2 separate regions of the Homo sapiens genome follow, and region 1 is linked to region 2. A link is a loop called in an ENCODE intact Hi-C map of the cell type or tissue named here. Cell type or tissue: CD4-positive, alpha-beta T cell. All regions are shown on one strand. Region 1 overlaps VPS53 (VPS53 subunit of GARP complex). Region 2 overlaps VPS53 (VPS53 subunit of GARP complex).

Region 1 (2,500 bases), 110 kb before region 2:
ATGACAGGAGAAATGCTAATGCTATGTATGACACTAACAATAAAAGGATATAACAGTGAATTAAGATTGTAACATTCAAAACTATGTCTATGAATAACAATTGAAAAAATACCCCAAATTGCTAATATGATTATTTGAGGATGATGGGATTAAAAGGGATCTTTATTTTTTTAAATACTACGGTTATTTTACCTTTAAAATAGCATATTTACATGTATCGTATTTCTTTCTGTGCACACCCAAAATAGTTAAACAGTGTTTCTTCATGAAAGAACTCTGGAACCCCTGCCTTGGAGGTCCTTACAGATAGTGCCATCTTACCTGGGGAGTGGCCTGGGGCTAAACGGACTGCTCTGTGGCTCCAAGGCCAAACCCTGGAAGGTCATGACCTTCGCAACTCAACATGACCAGGTCCCCAGGCAGAGTGTGCTGCTGCCTCTGCCTCTGGCTGGCTTATGTGCCACTGAGGGGCCTTGGTAGACACACTTCCTATTTGACCTGCTATATTGCTGCCCTGGCACACAGGAGCTCCAAGCTGGGCTGTCTGAACTATCATTTATGACTGTCTTCTTGTGGTCTAGGCATCTGTAAATTATAAATACAAAGTGGGTAGAAGAGCAGAACCTTTCCAAATTACTTTCTTTCTCTTGGCCTCAGGGGAATCCCAGACCAAGTGTGAAAAGGACTTCTAATTCCATGTTTAAGGCTGAATCAAAGGTTATTCTGGGTCTTCCTTCTGCTCCATCAGTTGCTGAACTATGGCCATGTGGGGGCCTCCAGCAGAGGCATCACCCTTTCCTGTCCCCCAGTTCCTAAACGTCAGCATCCCAAACAATGGCTATTTGTTGAGGCAGATTGAAAATGCCATGTAAATTTCAGAAGACACATAAAAGCCCAAAGGATTCTGCTTAACTTAGTAACACTTCTGAGCATGGAATAACTGGCTGTGACTCATCATCACCAAAGGCTGGGTCCTAGCACAGACAAGCTTGTTACTGCTTTTCTCATATGGGTTGGAGTGCTACTGACCTACTTTTAACAGGTCATGCCCTTTGAGGAGCTTACACAACTCCAGGGAGGTGACCAGTCATACTTTCTTGCCCAGTCTTCTTTTAACAAGGCCTTTCTGTAAGACAGCTGCCTGGGCAGCCTTATGGCTGGACACTGAGCTTTCCTCTGTGGCAGGCCAACTGGTCTGACCCAAGGTTGTCTGTGGCCATGTTAGGACGTATATTCTTACTCGCCGAGCGACGCAGCCCAGAGGGTTCAGGAAAAGGAGGTGGTGAGTGGGCAGCCAGGATGGCTCACCTGCTGGGTGGTGGCCAGACAGTACTCTGCCGTGCTCAGGATGTTACAGATGAGGCAGAGCTCCTCCAGAGTGAACTTGGCTACTTCTGAGCCCTCCTTTTCCTTGAGGAGGCTGCTGATAGTCAGTCCTCCACTGCTGGTTGTGGTTCTGAAGAAAAGGAACAGGAACAAGTCAGCATGGAATTTCTAATTTGCTTCCTGAACTGGAAACTACATTATTTTAAGATACAGAAAAGGGGGAAGTAAAGGCTGGACATGGCCCAAATCAATTCACATACAATGAGTCCTTTTCCTACTGACCTTACCTTGACACCGTCAGAAATAGGAAGAGATGATTCCTATTTTAGTTAATCTGAATCATCAGCAGGCCATTAGTCACATTAACTAGGATGGTCTAATATCCAAAGGGAAGGCTGCTGAGCTGTCCTCTCTTTAGCTTGGAATCTCCTGATGTGCAGAACTCATTTAGGACCGTGTGGAGCACGAAAGATGGTTACCTACCCTGTTTCTTTCAGTTAAGAAAAGTCTGCACTGGGACTCATGTGTGCTGGTGGAGGAGGACATAAGCGCATGTTAAGAGAAGTCTGCACTGGAACTCATGTGTGTTTGTGGAGGAGGACATAAGTGAATGTTAAGAAAAGTCTGCACTGGGACTCGTGTGTGCTGGTGGAGGAGGATATAAGCGAATGTTAAGAGAAGTCTGCAAGGGGACTCATGTGTGCTTGTGGAGGAGGACATAAGCGAATGTTAAGACATGCTTCCTGCCCAAGGCCCTAAGTGTCTCAAGAGGCCAACACCCATCACACATCCTCCTGTGACTACAGGTTTTGGGGCAGCCCCAGCTACTGAGTGAGTTCTATGGTAGTAACCACTACCCACTCATATCTGGATGCTTTGGAATCCTCTGTTGGCTCCTTTCACCTTGCCCCCACTTCTGTGAACAGTCTCTCTACTGACATAATCCCAGCTGAGTATGCCATTTTTTTCTGCTGAGATGCTGACTAATACACGTGGGAAAATGCTCCCACGATGAAGTTAAACGGTAGCTGCAGGGAATAAAGCTATAAGCAGTATAGCCCCAATTCCGTGACACAAACAAACAAAAGCACACAGATCACACACATTAGGTATCTATCAAGAACGGAAAAATATATACAAAAAGTTACGTTCTCTTTGGGTAGTGGGATTATAC
Region 2 (2,500 bases):
TTTATGATTTCTGCAAACCAAAGCCACTGAAAATGTGAACCAAAGAGCTCATTTTTGTTGTTTTCAGGAGACAAGCCAGAAATTAAAATCACAAGACGAGGCTCGGAAACAAATTCAGCAGTGCCCAAATAAGACTAAACATTTACATTGCAAAGTTCTGCCTATATCTGTTATCACCCCTAACTTAAAACAAGCTAGCCCTGAAATAGCTGCGAGTGACGGATGCGTTCATGCAGCTTCCTTTGACGAAAGGTAACCCCGGAGGATGAGAGCATTTCAAGCAACACCTCCAAGTGGCAAAAGACAAGGAAACGTTTAAGCAAAAGTTTCTGCTGCTTTTGCTGAATGAAAGGTAAAGAAATTCAATATTTTTGGAAATGGGGCACATTAAAAGGAACAACTTGTCCAAGTTTAACAAAGGACTACTTTTCCCAAATAGCCAGGACTTCCAGTTGCCAAGTTCGAGGTTATTGACTTCATTCTAATTCCCCATATCTTACTATTACTTCTCATTTTAGTCACTTCATAACTCTCATCTATATCGTAAGTCTTCATTCAGGAGAAAACATCCTTTTGCGTGACATCTGGATGTTCCCTCAGCTGACTTTTTGAGACACCTTCTGTGCCAAATGCCCTTCAGGCTGCGAGGATTCATCTGTGTGATTTTTTTCTCTTCCTGGTTCGCTTACTCTCTTTAGGGCCTCACTGGTGTCTGTATTTTCGGCAGCACAGGTGTGCAGAACACAGAGAGTTCTCTTCAACCTGGGGTTCTTCTCTCAGTCCAGTTTCTTCGTCATACTGAGGGGGACCAAGCTGGCTAATGAGGCCATGGTCACTGCCATTATTTGAAATTCCTTATGAATCAGCCTTCCAGGCTCCACAGCAAAACAGGTGGCTCCCAAATCTGCTTTTAAATGTTTGTCACTGTTTAAAGATAATTTAGTATGGACAAGTATGCAGCATACTGCGAATGAGAAAATCTGGGTCTGTGATTAACTCGCTTCGTGTGATTTTGGGCACGTCACAGAACTGATGCGGGCCATCTCTTCATCTGTAAAATGGGGAGAACAGCATCTACGTGGCCTAATTCACACATCTTTGTAAACATGTGAATCGAGTAAATCAAGTAAAGTAATATATGCAACAATATTTTGCAAGGTAAACATTTATAGTGTAATAAAACATTAGCATTACAGATCAAGACAAATGACTCAAAATGTTATGTTCTGCAAAAGCAACTGAAAATGTGTCTTTGCTTACAGTGAATGAATCAAGAACAGATCAGCCTTAAAACAGTACATCCTTAATTACAGAGATCTGGAAAATTCCAGGGCTGACAAACGGTCCTAGAACCTGCCCACAAGACACTAGTTACCAGAAATCTCTAAAGACTAGAATCTCTAAGTCTTCAATGAAAAAAAAGTTTAAATTTCTGACTTATTAGAAGTAGCACTTTGCCTAGCTGATAATTCTACGGTTATCACGGAAGTAGGAGAGGGCTGTCTGTCGCGACCGTTCCCTTGTGACTAGGAACAAGAAAAGCTCAAGTACAACAAGGAGACAGGAGTTAAGAATTCGGTCTGAGATGGGGTAAAGACCCCTCAAATACACCTTTTCTCCTGCTTTAAAGACAGAATTTGAATCATCAAACTTACTTGGGGCCAGGTGCAGTGGCTCACGCCTGTAATCACAACACTTTGGGAGGCAGAGGCGGGCGGATCACCTCAGGTTGGGTGTTCGAGACCAGCCTGGCCAACCTGGTGAAAACCCGTCTCTACCGAAAATACAAAAATTAGCCGGGTGTGGTGGCAGGCACCTGTAATCTCAGCTACTCAGGAGGCTGAGGCAGGAGAATCACTTGAACCCAGGAGGCGGAGGTTGCAGTGAGCTGAGATCACACCTCCATCCTGGGCGACAGGGCGAGACTCCCATCTCAAAAAAAAAAAAAAAAAAAAAACTTACTTGGTAGTAAGTATATCTCCAGAAGAAATGCCCCCCTCCAAATTGGGGGTCATTATGAAAGTGGCACTAATACATTTTTGCCTAACATCCATATTCCAGGTATCACATACAATACCTAGAAACGAACACAGCATCTGTTCAGAGTCTACGATGCAATACAGAAACAGAAATTAGAAACCCCGGCATGGGATCCAATAATATACGGAGGACGACAAGTTTCTGATGTATTTTAGAGCTTTAATCTAGATGACTACAAAACGCCAAGCCAAAACAGATGTATTATCTTTGGTTTTGCAAAACTAATCTCCTTCCAGAGGAGACCCTGGAGTCCAAATTGGAGCAAAGGAAATTTTATAGTTACAGACTCTTGAAAATGGAGACTTACACATGGAAATGGTGACGGCACAACCACAACGCTGAATCTGTGCTCTTCTAAATACTGTTTCCGTGGATGAAAGAGGGAAGAGGAAAAAGGAGGCCAAGTTCTTCCATGAAGACAGAAAGCCAAATTCCCATCCATTGTACAAACATATCTCAG

Evidence for each region. A loop is a pair of places that touch in the nucleus more often than their neighbours do. Peaks named below come from ENCODE experiments on the same cell type or tissue, not always from the same donor. Only the 100,000 strongest peaks of a DNase experiment are listed, where the experiment ranks them.
Region 1: it touches region 2 in a loop (2.3-fold over the local background); 6 of 110 quality-filtered maps call a loop at or near these places.

The regions. Positions count from the first base shown.
Region 1 is chr17:559,118-561,617 of GRCh38, forward strand. It overlaps VPS53 (VPS53 subunit of GARP complex), which reads right to left. Exons shown (of 22, transcript NM_001128159.3): 15 at 1,309-1,456. Among named protein-coding and RNA genes, the nearest start is that of VPS53-AS1, 38 kb to the left of the region's middle. RefSeq lists an enhancer at 884-2,083 and a silencer at 2,099-2,148. In CD4-positive, alpha-beta T cell, no CTCF peak of the experiment used is centred here; DNase peaks (open chromatin) are centred at 1,034 and 1,574.
Region 2 is chr17:673,833-676,332 of GRCh38, forward strand. All of the region lies in intron 4 of VPS53 (VPS53 subunit of GARP complex), which reads right to left. Among named protein-coding and RNA genes, the nearest start is that of VPS53, 40 kb to the right of the region's middle. In CD4-positive, alpha-beta T cell, no CTCF peak of the experiment used is centred here; no DNase peak of the experiment used is centred here.